2 separate regions of the Mus musculus genome follow, and region 2 is linked to region 1. A link is a loop called in an ENCODE intact Hi-C map of the cell type or tissue named here. Cell type or tissue: gastrocnemius. All regions are shown on one strand.

Region 1 (8,000 bases):
ATATCCAAATGACCAGACATGTTACTGGCAACTAGTAGGTGGAATCGTGGACATCAAAAATCCCGCAATGGACAGGAGAGTCCAGTTTAAAGAACTGTTACACCCCAAATACAAATAGAATCTGCCATTAAGAACTGCCCCAGCCTCAGTGTCCTCAAAGTCATAAGAGGCTTCGAAGTGTAGCACCCCTGCTGCCCTGTGGGTACACTCAAGCAAAAGCTCTCTGCCCAGGATAGGTGCACAACCAGTCCTTGAGAAATGTTCTGGCCGTATTGTGTTAGCTCCCTTCTGGCTTACAGGTATTGCGTGGAACCCATAAACAGGTTCACCATGTGTGACCCAGCAAGGCCACAAGCTTGTGCAATCATTTTCCCAAAGCAGGTAAAATAAGAAGGTAGGCGTTCACCTACGGAGTTCTGCATTCCAACAATATCCATTTAACAGACCCGTTTTTAAAAAACATTCCAAAACTCCCAGTGAAGAGCCAAACATTTTCTCCAGAGACCACATTACTTAATTCTAACCTAATTTTCTGCATGCCTCTCTCTGTGGGCCATACCAATACACATAAGGTCTCCTAGTAGACCTTAAAATCTTGCAGGCCACAACTCATAGGGTCTCTTAAAGTCACCCCCTCTGGACTCTTCTATCTCTTTTAATGACCACAGGCCTGAACACTATAGTAAGGATTGCCAAAATGAGACACATTGACTTCTGGGAGTTCTGAAAGTTCCCTGTGACAGCTTTCAGTTGCGTTATGTAGAATTTTCGTTTCTGAAAAATCAATGCAGCCACCATAAGCACTTCCGAGAACTGGTTGGCTAACACGTTAGTTTAAATACTCAACAAAGGAACTCTTCGTCCTCCTTGACCACTGAAGGTGTAGTATGACCAGAACAGCAGCAAACTCAGTAAATAAATGAGGTGCTCACACCAAGTGAAGCCCCAGCAACACACAGCACACAGCAATAACAAAGGTTGTCTCGTGCTTCAAACAGGGGACTATTCAAGAACTCTATCAATGTGGGGCACACTAGAGTAGAGACCTGGCAACCTCTCCAGACCCTGTGTTTATCCTAGCATCCCCTGCCTTTTGCTTTCATGGGTAGCACACATCTGTGGAGGGGGGCGATGCCGTGAATTTGACTCTCATTCGTCTCGTTAATACGTATGTTTCATTTTAATTCTGTTCTTAAGAAGTTGCTAGGGGGTTCTGTTCTGAAGACCGTGTGTATCCTGTTTTGTATTTGGGCATGAGTAAGCCCAGTAATGAAGCACTCGTAAGCCAACACAATGAGTTCAGGCAGGAAAGGAGCCTATGCAACATAAGCCTGAGAAAATCCATTTCATCCCAAGGCATTCACACACACACACACATATATACACACACATACATTCACACACACATACATACACACACACATACACACACATACATTCACACACACACATACATATACACACATATACACATATACACACATACACACATATATACACACATAAGTGTACATACATACACCCATATACACACATACATATATACACACACATACACTGATACATACACACATGCACACATACACACATACATACACATACATACACATACACACACACACACACACTCGAGGGACGTCAGGGTCAGTTTGCAGCACAGGTAAAAGGTAGCAATGTCACTTTGAACAGCTCTCTTTAAAAATGCTTTTGTTTTTATTTTTACAGTAAAATACAGATTGTGATCATTCGAGCTTGTGGAAAGTTGTGCCAAATCAATTCCTAAATTTTGGACCACTAGACATGTTCCAGGTTGTAATTACTGTTTTTTATGTGGGAGACCTTTTCTTGGCTACCCACTATTGCAAGCAAAGTCACACCATGACTGCAAAAGATCAACCCGGCTCTCATTAAAAGGTTTTACTGCCACAAAAGAAACAACCAAAGTGTGTCCTTTCAGCTTGAAACAGGATCACGGGCACAAATCCCAAGTCTGTTTCCAATCTTGTCACCACCAACATTGTTCTATTACTGGGAGGATGGGACCTACTGAGTGGTTCCATTTGTTGCCTTGCGCTTTCAATAAGGGCTTTGTGTTTATTTCTATCTGTGAAAAAGAAAGATTTAAGCTCCTATAAAACAGCTAAACACACACACACACACACACACACACACACACACACGAGGGATTATCTGCAATCCCCTTAACATCTGGCCAGTTCTAAAACAGATGAGAACAAAATTAGTGCTCGCGTAAGCATAATTAAAACCGCATCGTGAAAAGCCATAGCCAGGGCCTATCAGTGGTGAGGAGAGACAGAAAGGGGTAGGTGAAAAGGATCTATCTAGCTGCTGGATTAGTCAGCCCGGTGCAGAAAGAGTTCAGAATGGAGGAGTGCCTGCCTTAAAAGGGCAAATAGGCCAGGGGAACAGGCAGGATTTCAGGACAATGCTGATAGGAGCTGGCCTGCTTACTCCATTCCACCACTCTCAAGTTTCCAAAGGGCGCTGAGTCTACTGCTTTCAGATCACAGGGGACTGTTAGGGACAACGTTAGAGCCACATTAGAGCCACGACAGGTGAGACCTCCCAGATTTCAGAACTACCATTAAGGACGGGGAAACTTCGAATGTTAAAAGCATCAACAACCAGGCCAAAAGTATCTGAAACTTCCTAGTAGAATAACCAGTCAATTATAATTGGTCATTTCTTGGAAAGACGTATTATGCTAACAGGTGATTACACTGGAAATGATTCACAATTAGGAAAAGCAAGGAGAACGAAGGGCTAACAACAAATCACAAACCCTAAATAGTAATGGAACTAGAAGCGTCAGTTGTTTCCGATCCATTTTTCTTTGAAGTCCATCAGCAAGTCTTTAGTCTGAGGTAAATATAGCTCTCTAGAGGGCAACCTTCCAAGGACATGGGTTACAGGTTCTTCTGGTGCAAGTGAAGTTGGCTTCACTTCTCAAAAAAAAAAAAAAAAAAAAAGGAGAAAGAAGCGAAACCACCTCTCCTTTAGGGTTGATAAGGAAATTTAAAAACGGGCATTTTAATGAGACGAATTTTTAAAATGTCAATCTTTAAAGCAGCAGGAGTAGAGGAAAAATGATTATGGAAAGAGTGCAAGAGTGCACATACTAATCATTAAACTGAGCCAGCTCTCAGCTCCGGCCCTGGTTCCCCAAATCGGAGCGCTTCCGTCAGATGTCCCCAGTGAGAGAGACAGAGAGAAAGGAGGAAGGGCGGCAACATTTAAACTGTAAACAAATCTGGCGAAGACTTCAGATTCTGGATGTCGTCTCAGAAAGCTCTGATTGCAACTCTTTTAGGAATCACTTCGAGAAAACCTTAAGATGGCAAAGCACGACGCGGAGGGGCGCGAGATTCCCTCGGCAGCTTCAGAGCCTCCCGGAGTGGAGGGGACAGAGCCGGGAGCCCCCGATGGCGGCGGGAAAAGCCACCGGCCGGGAGCAAGAACTTCCCCAGATCTAAGCCACCCAGGGCGGGACCGGAGGAAACCCGAGCGGCGGAGGAAGGCGCGCACGGCGCCCCCGCGGCTCCCACCTGGCTGCACTCCGGCTCACTCCCGCCGGCTGGCCGGTCCCCGGCTTCTCCTCCTCTTCCTCTTCCTTGTCCCGAGAAGGGTTCCGCGGAGCGAAGAACCGAGAGAAGCTGTGCCAGGGGGCGCTGCCCCTCCTGCGGCCGCCGGACATCTCCCCACCGGCTCGGCCGCGCCGTCCGCGGGCCCCGACGAGCCGCTGGCCGGAGCGAGGGTGGCCGCAGCCCTGGCTCGCTGAGCGCAGCGAGAGTCGGCCCGGGCCGCCGGCGCGGCTCCTCCAGCCCGGCCGGCACGAGCGCTCCCCGTGCGGCTCCTCCTCCCGCCCGCGCCCGGAGCTGCCCGCCCCCGGGAGGAGCCAGTGGCCGCGACCGCCCTGTCGGCCACAGCGTGCAGATCCGGGAGGAGCAGCCTGGGGATGCTAGGCTCCGGCTTCCCGCCCAAACCAGCCCAGCCCGCAGCCCACTTGGCTTGGCCAACAGTCAACTGTAAATGCTTTGCTTCCCTTTCCCGAGTTAGGGCTGTTTTAAAACAGGGTAATCAATTAAAGTCTGGGGAAACACCTGGCAAGAAGCAGCACCCGCGTGCCCTGCAGCCTGGAACCTGAGCACAGCCTTTCTAAAGACAGTTTCAGCCTGCAAGGGTAGGTCCCATCTGTCCTGCTGTCAGCACCTTGTTTCTGCTTCAGCTGGCTCAGATGAGGAGCCACCAACCCAGGTGTGTTTTAGCGCTCACCCTTCACCTGTGGGCCACTCCCAGAATCCTTTTTCAAAAAAACCGTCCCTGATCACAAAACCAAATCTGATTCAGGTATGACTCAAACTAGAAAAATGCTGAAACAAATATTTGGTTGTTGCGCAGATACTCCTGTATTCTGGAACGCCAAAGGCCCTTAACATTAGTTTAAAACGAATATCTGGTTATGATAAAAATGACTTTATACAGCGGAGCTGCTAACAGAGAAAGCACACAGAGCCATATTCGCCCCAGGTGTATTGTTATAGTTTGTCTGAAGTCAAACTCCAGAGGTATGAAGTTCAAGATAACAGTGGGACATTTAGTAACTAAAAATGTTATGTGGGCAAATCACATGAAAATAGGGTGATAGCTGTCTGTGGCTGGCTGGAGAAGTGAGGAGGTTGAACGTCTACCTGTCGGCCCCAAGGAATCATAGTGCCGGTTAAGGAGCCTTCCCGCGGACCCACAGCTACCCCTTTGAGGCATTTTAATCTGTCAACTGGATCTGAAACTAGGAGTATGAGAGTAAGAAAAAAATTAGGATCAGATACAGATGGACAAGCAAATTCTTCCATGCAGCTACAGGGCCTGGAGAATAATGTGCCTCCCCAACGCAATGTTAGCTGACTAGCAGTTGCCTCCCCCTGTTGCCCTGTGACAAAAAGTGGTCCTACACCTCAGTGTTGGCACAGAGGGTCCAGGCAAGGAGTCTGTCTGGGGATAAAAGTGTCTGGGCGTCAATAAGATTATGAGGCAAATTCTGATTTTCAATAATACTATTTCTCTCAATTAGCTGATAGGAAAATGTTATAGTAGTCCACGTATTAATGTTTCTTTACAACTGGTCTCCTAGGTATATGCAGAAGTATTAGGCTCACGGCATGGAAAGTTCTTGGTATTGAATGTTTGCTTTTCCAATACTTAGATTTTTAGATTTCCTGTACCCTAGAGTCTTGACATACAATAGCAGGTTCTTGAATCCTAGATTCTAGGATTTTGTTATGAAATCTGTGAAAGCACTTTCAAATTTCAGTTGGAAACATCTCAGAGATACTAATTTTATGCACTCAACTTCGCTTCATTTCAAATTCAGTTTTCATCCAGACATTTGGTAAGTGGCTGAGGCAGGAGCATTCTTTCCATAAAGCTGACGAAGTTCATGGGTTTTTTGTTTGTTTGTTGTTTTTGGGGTTTTTTTTCGAGACAGGGTTTCTCAGTATAGTCCTGGCTGTCCTGGACTCATGTAGACCAGGCTGGCCTTGAACTCAGAAATCCGCCTGCCTCTGCCTCCCAAGTGCTAGGATTAAAGGCGTGCACCACCACCGCCCTGCCGAAGTTCACGTTTGAAGACACTTCACTGGTACTGCCTTTTCCAGTGTGCGCAGTGACTGGATGGTCACGTGTTCTTAGACGACTGTCAACGTAATTTCTTCTTTAAAGCTAAGTGGATTGGGACCACAGGACTCTTCCTCTATCCTATGTCCGGAGTTCGTAGGTTCTAGAGTTCTTTGGCTCACACTGAGGTCTGGTGAATGGAGACTCCAATGGCTTTGATCTTCTTGGGAAAATATTTATGTTGTTTTAAGCTGCTCCTCTTCGGAGGATAGTTCAGTTATTGCTTAAATTCCACCTTGTTCATTGCGCAACTCATCCAGGTTTACACCCAAGATACAAGACCAGAGGTTCTGTTGAGACATGAATACACACATGGCTTCCAAGATTTCAAGTATGTAGATGGTGAAGGTGAAAGAGGCTATGAAGTGTGCAGCTGGAAAATGACATGTGTTACGTATTCCAGATACCAGCCGACAACACTGCAAGACACAGAACTGTTTCTAATTGACACCAATTCTGTCATAGTAGTAATATGTTCCATAACGCACTCTACATTTTTTTCTATTCAATGTAAACTGTGTCAAATTGAAATTTTCAGACTTATTAGACCTACACCAGAAATTTGAGCTCTCTATGTGTGTGTCAGGACGTAAAGATGCTCGTTTTCATGCCTTTTCTATAAATAATATATAACACCAAGTGAAACAGTGGAAAGACTGGGCTATTTAGTTCCATTGTCTTGTACGTACGATGACATTAAAAATATTTCCATATGAAAGGTTTTCAAAGGATACACTATGAATTTTTAATATGTAGACATATGCCAAGTAGGAAATAGGAAAAAATACATTGCTTTTATAGAATTTGCTAAGTTTGCAGTGGATCTTTTAGAGTTACTAATTCGCGTCCTATTATGTCCCAAATCATTTAATATAAATTTCGTTTTTAGTTTCAGTGTTTTTTTTTTGTTTTGTTTTTGTTGTGTTTTTTTTTTGTTTTGTTTTTTTTGTTTTTTTTTTTTGTTTGTTTTTTTTTTGTTTTTTTTTTTTTTTGCTTTAGAGAGAGCCTCACAAAAGGGAATCATCATTATGGATTAGGAAAAGGGTTGGAAGGGAAGCAATGGGGACTGGACTTGGTGAAAACACATTATATGTGTGTATGAAATTCTTAATCAATACAGAGGTTCCCCCAAAGTTTTGAAAACTACAGATGCCACAACACTAAATTTGTCTTTTAAGTGCCCAAGATGTGTCAGCCCCACACTCCTGTGTAAAGATTAAGACAGTATGCCCTCTTTCAAGGAACCACTTTGATGGGAAAGCAGTTGTGTCCAGGAGAAGAGAAGGGAACTTGTTCTGTAGGTGTATATGGGGGAGGGTTGTCCTGGAAAGCTCACAGGAGGAAGTGCCTTACTGCTAGATTCTCTGCCTCTGGTGACTACATCACTTCTACAAAAAGACTAATACAGTCGCCCATAAATATGAGGAAGTGTCAAGTTTGCCACATGAGAGTGTATTGCCATTCCCAAAGCGGAAGTACCGTATGGCTCAAAAGTGTGTGACCGGACTGGAAATGCCGATCCTTGAAGCGTTTAGGGGAGGAGGCATGAGGAGGTTGGAAATGCTGAGCTTTTCTGTTGTGGAGGGAAAAACTACCGAATCTATCTTCGAGCAGAGTATTTACTGTGTGGCAGGTGGCCCGGGAATATTAAGACAGCTGTCAACATCAAGGAAGGCACCAGCCCATGAAAAAGCAAACAGATGGGTTGGGGCACTTCACTGGCTGCCTCTTAGAATAATAGTGGTGCTCGGCCAAATGAGGCAAAGTCAAGCTGCCGAGGGCAGCGAAAAAGCTATTACTGGATAGAAGCGCTCAATTAGGAGGGAGGTGGGGACGGTATAGCCTCCCCCTTTCCTTTGTCTGCATACGCAAGTTTTCATTAAAAACCATGACAGCAAGGAAGAAAGGAGCAACGATGCTAGAGTTTCTCATTCTGTTACATTCTGACTGTCACGGTTTGTGACGTAGGGAAATGCCTCATCTTAGTGCTTCAATGAGAGCAGATGGTGAAGTTTTTAATAATTGGTTATTCAAACTTGTATGGAATACACGATGTTTTATTGTATTGTTCCTGGTTTTCTTTGCAGAACATGCGGAGAGTGAACTCATTCAAACCCACGATTAAATAGATGTGTTAGTTTGAGCTAAGTTGCATTTATTATTTTATTCCTCCAGGATGATATATATACAGAAGAAAAGAAATCCTTAAAACTTTTGTGACCATTGAGAATTGAATATGCACTTTTCAAACAGTATAAAGTTTACTGATACTGAAATAATATGTTCCTTCAAGTACTTACAGAGGAGAA
Region 2 (8,000 bases), 89 kb before region 1:
CCACGGAGCTTGCTGTACCCAGCCATTCTAACTGTCCAGAACCCTGGTAATATATAATTTATCCAGAAACTTATATTAGTAACTAATGTTAATATATTTAGATATGCATGTATTTGTGGGGTTTTTATAATATGGCCAGTAGGAGATTTATCTGGCAACAACATGATTAAAACATGGATAGGAGATTAAAACATGTCAGTGAGAGACCCTGCCTCAAAAACCAAGGTGGACAGTTATAAAGGAAAGCACCTCTTGTCAGCCTCTGGCCTCTACCTTCCCACATATGGGCATGCAAGACCCACATTTTAAAGAAAAGAAAAAAAAAAAGCTATGACTAGAATCATTGGGGGTACATCATGTTATCTACAAGGAAACCTGAAGGAAAAAAACCTGTCCAAGAGCTAGGAACATATCATTAGAACTGGAGATCTTCATAAGCCAGAGAGTAGGATAAGTGGAGAGACAAGTGGACTCTAGATATCCTAGACTCTAGATTTGGGCTTAAGAGGAGGCTCTGGTATAGAGAAGGTGCCTTTGGAAATGCCCAGAAGCTATCTAATGGCTGATGCCCAGGCTGAAAGCAGGGACTAGGAGGAGGAGATCACTGTCCCAGCGGATACACAGGAGGGGCGGGTGGGGAGTGATGACACACTGACCAGGAGAGCAGTGTCCTCCTCACTACAAGAAGATGGATGCCTGGTGAGTCAGAGCTGGCGATGGGGCTGTGCGGGTGTGGCGGTGAGGCACAATGAGGGTGGCCTGAGTGAAACCCATTTTACTGGCGAGTTGGATGAGGAGAGAATCTGTGCTGGGAAGGCTGGAGAATGAGGGAAATGACAGAATAGGGATCTACGAATGGGCTTACGGGCACCACAGAAAGTCACAACGAACAGAAAGGAAACGAGTGGTGGAAAGCGAGGGATGGCTGAGAGGTAGAGAAAGACATTTGGTCCTATTACTGTCATTTCAGAACTGATAGCTGCGTGGCCCATGGGAGGATGGTTTTTGGTAAAGGGATTTGTTATACCTCCTATGAAACACGGCCTGTACCGTCTGCATGTATGGATATGATCGCAAGGCCTACAACCTGGTACTAGATAACCAATTTGGAGGTGTATGATAGGTAAGCCTATCGCTTCTCTTCTCAGCATTCTGCCTGGAGTCTCACCAACATGGCTACCTGAACAAGTCCTGAACACTACCCCCAGATATGCTAACATGGAAGGGGGAAGTCTCATAGGACCTTAAACTCTAGAGAAAGAGAATGCGTACTTTTTACGCCATGTGCCTAATGGCCTAGACATCAAGTCTTGCACTCTTCCCACAACCTTCTGTAGCTACAGAAACAGTGTCTATCTGCCTTGTTCAATTTAGCTCTCCTAGAGGTATGTTGCCAATGAACACTTAGAATGTAGTTCAGCTGACCAGTGGACTAAAGCCATGTGATTGCATTTAAACTTAAATAACCACGAGTGTTTAGTACACGGGATTGGACTGGGCTGACCTAGAAAGAGAAAAGAAGTGAAATACTACCCAGAAGCACTGGTCTTCTCGACCACACCTTACTGCCCTAGGAGGAGAAACTCATTACTAGTCACTGGCTCCCCGATGCTCTAGTTGCTTCCCCTGAGACCTACAAACAAAATACTACAAGCATTCCAATAGCTGACCAAACAGAAGTGCTTAAGAAGTGAGGTCATCAAAGTCCGTAAGAAACTCCTGAATTTATTGTTGAGACTTTCTAAATACCCTTGTCCTCAGGGTTTTGTTTGTTTGTTTAATGTATGTGAGTACAGTGTTGCTGTCTTCAGACACACCAGAAGAGGGCATCCGATCTCATTACAGATGGTTGTGAGCTACCATGTGGTTGCTGGGAATTGAACTCAGGACCTCTGGAAGAGTAGTCAGTGCTCTCAACCGCTGAGCCATCTCTCCAGCCCCTCTCAGGGTTTTTAAAAAGCATTTCAGTGACTTCTGTCCACGTATCTATCCAGTCAGCCATGGCTTAGGAAGAAAGGCAGACGGGCAAGGAACCTGGAAAGGATTCAGAATAAACCACCAGCGGCTTTCTCCAGAAAAAGGGTAACGGACAGTAAAGTTTTACCCAGAAGGGGGAAAAATAAATGCCTATGAACACATGATTAAAATGCTATGAAATATTCTAACTAGAACAGGCATAGTGTACAGTCCCCTTTGAGAGGCTCAGTTTGAGCTCAAACTCCATCAAATTTGTTCTCTTTAGCAAGTCAAACATCTTAGAAATTTATCTTAATAAAATATGGAAAGTTTGGTGGTACAAATACAATTTGTTCCTTTATTAGAAATAATGCAGGCAATGTGAGGATAACGTGTCAAACAGCCAAGATAGTGTTTTCAAAGGTTCCTAAGAGTTTATATGAATCAAAAGAGGGTACTTGAGTGAGCAAGTAGGTTAAGCCAGCAAATAGTACCCTAGCAGCATTAGCCAAATAAGAGAGGACTAACAAAGCGAGCAGGGAGATAACCCACTTCCCTATGGACAGTAAATGGACACCATTGAGTCCAGGCTGGCAGACTTTTTACTTGTGGGCATCCATTGTTCATAAACCCAAAGGCACCTCTTCCAGAGGGCCTGATAGACCAGAAATGTCTGTGTCTGAGTTATTAAATTTTACACTGTTTCAGCTTAAATGTCTCACTTATGTTTATATATGTAAATGTACAAGTTCAACTGATTTACATGTGTTCACAAAGAATCGGAAGATTCGGAAGGAGTGCCCAGTGCTAATCTGGACAGGATCTTAACGGCAGTGACTGATAGCTGATCATTTAGAAAGAGTGTCCCAGAGAAAGTTTATAAATTCTTCCATGTTCTCATGCACTTCCCAGATCTCAAGATCTCAGGACACAAAAATTAATGGTGAGTGTTCAAACCTGAAGATGACAGAATCATCCGTGCTTCCTAAAGACAATAGAAACCACAAGGACTTAATTACAAATTGAGCTCTGTAAATGTCATGGCTGTGGTCCATGCTAAATTCGCCTACCACTTGGGGCTAAAGGTTCCTCCTGGGAGTCGGCAGCAACAAGACATTCCTGCTAGGTCAAGTCTAAGCCATGTAAAGTGGATCTCGTTTCAGAGAGGAGCGTGTGGGCAGGTTATGAAAGAAAAAGAATGTCTGAATGGTTTATACATAAGTGAAAATTTAAATTAGGAAATAAAACCAGTTCCATTAATCTATGCTGAGATAATAATAGTAATAATTACCATTGCTTAATAAGTATTTATTCATCATTTCTGCTCTAAGAGACTAATGCTGTTAGTCTTATTCATGTATAAGTAAATAGATATATATTCATATATAAATAAATAAATATTCACATTTCAATGACAAAAAAGGTCTAAAACCAATTTCCTCCCTAATTTATTTAGCAACAAGTTTAGCCTGAATAAACATAAGTATATTTATAACATTTATCTGGTCTATATAGGTATATAAAATTCATATTAGAAACAGATACGAGTTTAATTACAGAATACTTTCTGGAATCCTTAGCGTGTTTTCTTATACACCATATATAAAGATTCGATTCTTCTTAAAATGTGAAAAACTCCAGATTCTAAATACATTCATTCATGTTAGGGATTATGGCACTCAATTCACGCACTTAATGCCTAAGGTTTCCTCTGATGTGGGTACTGCCCGTACGTACTCTGCAGCTGATCAGTCAAGGAACAGGTCACAGAGGAAGGGAAGGGATGGGTTTTTGAGCCTCTACCCAACGGCCCCTGAAGCTATATCCCTAGGAAACGTTCTAGGTGCCAATCACTTTATGATGCAGGATATAAGCAGTCACCAAGTGTGCGGTTACCTGGAGAACTGAGCTTCCCCACGCTCAGCTGGGAAGCATCCGAGATCCCCACTTTCTATAAACAAATACATCTGCCAACTGCACCTGAGGGCCTGAGACCTGTGCTAGAAAACCTCCAATCACACCATCACACCTTCAGTATAATCATACAAAACGCTTACATCCAAGTGCTAATCTTAACTTCCTAAGAACGAATCTGTGACATACGTTGACACTGTATAGTTCTTTAGGTTTCAGATCACTGTTTACAGGGGAAAATGTGCTGACAGTAAACCAAGATTAGTAACTGGTTAGGCTGTACGCCTAACACTTTTACTCAGTATTAGACACTCATAGCAAGTCTGTCTGTACAGCTCAACAACTCCAGCTCCACCAGGTATTTGCCAAATGGACCACTTAAAAAGGAAGTGCAACCAAACTTAGTGACATTGACCATAATGTGTGCCGAAATATCATTCCAAAGACATGCCAAACTACTGGGAAAGGCTAAAAGAAATGACAACAACTTAATAGAAGTCTCATAAATCTTTAAAAGGAATCTAATATATCCTCTGGGCTACACAATCCTATTGACACCATCAGCCTATCAAGTCACAATTTTGCATAAACACAAATTAACCACCGTCGGTGGCTGCCACCCTATCAGTCAGCACTACTTTAAGGGCTCCGTAAGCCCCAGCTCATTTAGTCCTCGAATTTGAGTAGATCAGAATGTGAAGACGGAGAGAAAACCCCAGGCTTGAGAACACTCAGGTAGAGATCAGTGGCAGAGTCAGAGCTGAGCCGAGAGTTCTCAGACACCCAGGCAGACTTCAACAGAGCCCTCCCTACAGAGCCCCTTTCCATCTATCTTAGTAAAATAAGTCTCACTATTTCATGCCTGCGCCCCTCCCCCTTTTTAGATAAGTTACAATTCATTTCTGAAAGAGCAAATAACATAACATTTGACCATCCACCCAACATCCACAAGTATTATATCAAGATTTCCCATTTGTATTTTTTAACTTTAATTGACAAATCATGTGTACAAATTTATTAGGCTCACTGAATGATAGAGTCACGAGTACTAGCATTTAAACGTCCTTGAACATGAAACTATCAAGCCTAATATTTTAATGCAACATGTACTGAATAGTATTTAACAATATACAAAACGTGTACCAAAAATTTAAGCAAATGAGATCTATTGAGTACAGCTGATTTAAACTCAGTTCCTGAGGTAGCCTGCTTTTCTTGCCTTTGGTGTTGAAAGTGTTCACGCACACAGCTGCCTTCTGCTAACTCTATGCTGTATACTTTATTATTTGAATGTGCTACTGTTTTATCTCCCAGTGCTACAATGAATGCCCTCACACTGCCCCCACTGTAACTGCACTTCGCCCACTAGCTGCATGTGAATAATATTAATCTGCACGGCTCCCTCTAGGATTGTAAGACAGTGAATTCCTATCAATCATCTACATTTCCTATAATTACTCAATTTAACCAAATTCTGGAACTGTCACATTTTTAAGTACCTATATCTAAAGTAGCATAACAGTGTCTCATGGTTGCTTTGCTTTGTATTCCTGTGACCATCCTTGAGGTTTAATATCTCCTGCATGTCCTAAGCCATCTTATCCTCGTCTATAAATGGCCGGTTTGTATCCTCTGTTGACTTTCTCTCCTTGCATTCTATACATGAACCTTTTACAAGTTAATACAGGCTGCAAGCATATTCTTCTGGCCTGCTATCGCAGACTATCTGACCATAAGAAACATAACGACCCCCCCTCCCCCGCGCATCCTAATTCTGGGATCCAGTGAATACAGTGTTATTTAACACGGAAGAGGGAATTTCAAGGACATGACTAGCGGCTAAGGATCTTAAGCTGGCTTACTGAGGTAGGCCAGGTATAACCACAAGGTCCCCTCAGAGCAAGGCAGGAGGGCAGAGATAAACCGCAGCAGGCAGATACGCTTCAGAGACAGCAGGGCCCCGAATCAAGCAAAACTGGCAGCCTCTAGAAGAGCTTAGGACACTGATTATTACCTAGAGGTTTACAAAAGAAAAACAGCCCTATCTGGACCTTAAATTTACCCCTGATGACCATTTCAGACTTCGGACCTCTAGGATTCTAAGACTGAGTTCCGGCTCAGTGGCCACATTTTCAACAAATTATTGCGGCAGTGCTGAGTTTCGGTGTCTCTACCAACGCTCATGCTGAAACAATCTTCAACATTAAGTGGGAAGTGTGTATAAACTCATCAGTGTGGGTGTTTGGAAGAGGGACCTTCAAGAGGTAATTAAGGCTTAAACAAGGACATAAGTTGGGCCTGAGTCTAGAAAGAACAGTGCTCTATAGGAAGAGGAGAGATTATAGCCATGATGCTCACTCCCTCACCCAATGTGACCCTCCCCCGCTGCCTGAGGCCCCTAGAGCCAAGGGACATCACCAGAGGCAGCTGTATCTAGCACGTCCCACATTTTCCAATCATAAGCTAAACAAGTGTTTTTTTTTTCCTTTGTAAATTACCAAGCCTGTGGTATTCACTTACAGCAATAAGACATAGATCATGACAAACAGCATCAACTCATGTTTGCTTCTCAATTCTTTTCTTACTAGTTCCTGCTTTCTGTACCTAAAAGATGCCCATCCTGCTCTGATGTCACTGGAAGAATCTCCTGTAATATCTTCTAACTCATAAAATTGGCTTTTCATACTTAGGTTATGTTTAGAGTACAAGACCCTAGTTATTGCTTTTCCCCCATGTGAGTGGTAACTGTCTCTGTAACAGTGTGTGTGTGTGTGTATGTATATATATATATATATATATATATATATATACACACACATATATCTTATATATATACATATATAATGTTTATATACTGTATGTTACATATACACTGTATGCTACATAGTCTTCTTATTCTAACTCTCCTGAAGACTTTATATGTCATCAGAATCCTAATTTCACTCCAACTTCTCATACAGGCTCTTGCAATATGTCTCTGTGGCTTTGCCCGCTTGTAGCTGCCAGGATAAGAATTATTTCAGAAAGCCAGACTTCTATGCCAAGCCTCCATGGAGACACTGTCAAAGCACGGGGTAGACTTCTGCTCCCGTGGTAATGTAGTCAACAGGTTGCCCAACAAGACACTGGGCCAGCATTTACTTGTCTCAGTGTGGCTGTCTGAAGCTCACACTCAGCTCAGCTCACAGCCAATAACTGCTCAGGTGTCCTGCTCTCATGTCTGTGCCCAATATTCTTAAAACAGCATGCTCAGTTTTAAAGCGCTTCTTCAACGGATGACAGTGGTAAATGGTTTTCCCCACATCCTTCAACTTTCAAAGCTACACAGAACATTTTAAGAAGATTAGACACAAGCCCACCTCAACCTCAAAGTATAGCCCCTGTTATGGAGTAGACTGGAAAACAAGAACGAACCGGATACAGGCCCTGCCTGACTATATTTGGAAGTACTGGATCACTGTCCTAATTTTAAAATAATGAAACCCTGAGTTTTATGGCCATGGGCTAAGCAGAGGAGACTACAGGTCACAGAATTCAAAACAAGCATAATGATATGCAGCTTATCCACAGTGACTGTAGTTCAGTAGTTGTGACTACATGCAGGGAGATTTGAAAGAAAGAAATGAGGGGGAGATGGAGGAGGAGGAGGAGCAGCAGCAGCAGCAGCAAAACAACAACAACAACAACAAACAAACAAACAAACAAACAAACCCCAAGAAAGCAGCTAGAAGCATAAAGAATGGCCATTTAGGACAGAAAAAAAATGCCTTGTGGTAGGTCTGTTGCTATTATGAATGTTTGAGTGCTGGGGCGGGGCTTGTTTAATTGTGTCAACTCGGCACAGCTAGAATCATCTGGGAAGAGAGAACCCCAGTTGACAAGATGCCTTCATGGTAGTGGGCTGTAGGCAAGTCTATGGGGGCATTTTCTGATGAAAGGCTGAAGTGGCCCTGGCCACTGTGTGTGGTGCCCTTGAGCATGTGGTGCTAGACATAAGACGGAAGCTGAGCTAGACCACAAGGAGCAATCTAGTAAACAGCATCCCTCCACGGCCTCCATCTGCTTCAGTTCCTGCCTCCAGGTTCCTGTCTTGGGTTCCTTCCCCGATTTTCCTCAGTGATAGTGGGACC

What was found. Hi-C counts contacts between places; a loop is a spot of excess contacts. Peaks named below come from ENCODE experiments on the same cell type or tissue, not always from the same donor. Only the 100,000 strongest peaks of a DNase experiment are listed, where the experiment ranks them.
Region 2: it touches region 1 in a loop (2.4-fold over the local background); 2 of 42 quality-filtered maps call a loop at or near these places.

The regions. Positions count from the first base shown.
Region 1 is chr16:59,597,179-59,605,178 of GRCm38, forward strand. It overlaps Crybg3 (beta-gamma crystallin domain containing 3), which reads right to left and starts at 3,869. Exons shown (of 22, transcript NM_174848.4): 1 at 3,567-3,869. The coding sequence starts at 3,715. In gastrocnemius, a CTCF peak has its summit at 3,617; DNase peaks (open chromatin) are centred at 3,631, 3,877 and 7,418; H3K4me3 peaks cover 3,188 bases; H3K27ac peaks cover 2,617 bases.
Region 2 is chr16:59,508,399-59,516,398 of GRCm38, forward strand. All of the region lies in intron 17 of Crybg3 (beta-gamma crystallin domain containing 3), which reads right to left. Among named protein-coding and RNA genes, the nearest start is that of Riox2, 41 kb to the left of the region's middle. In gastrocnemius, no CTCF peak of the experiment used is centred here; no DNase peak of the experiment used is centred here; H3K4me3 peaks cover 239 bases; H3K27ac peaks cover 5,184 bases.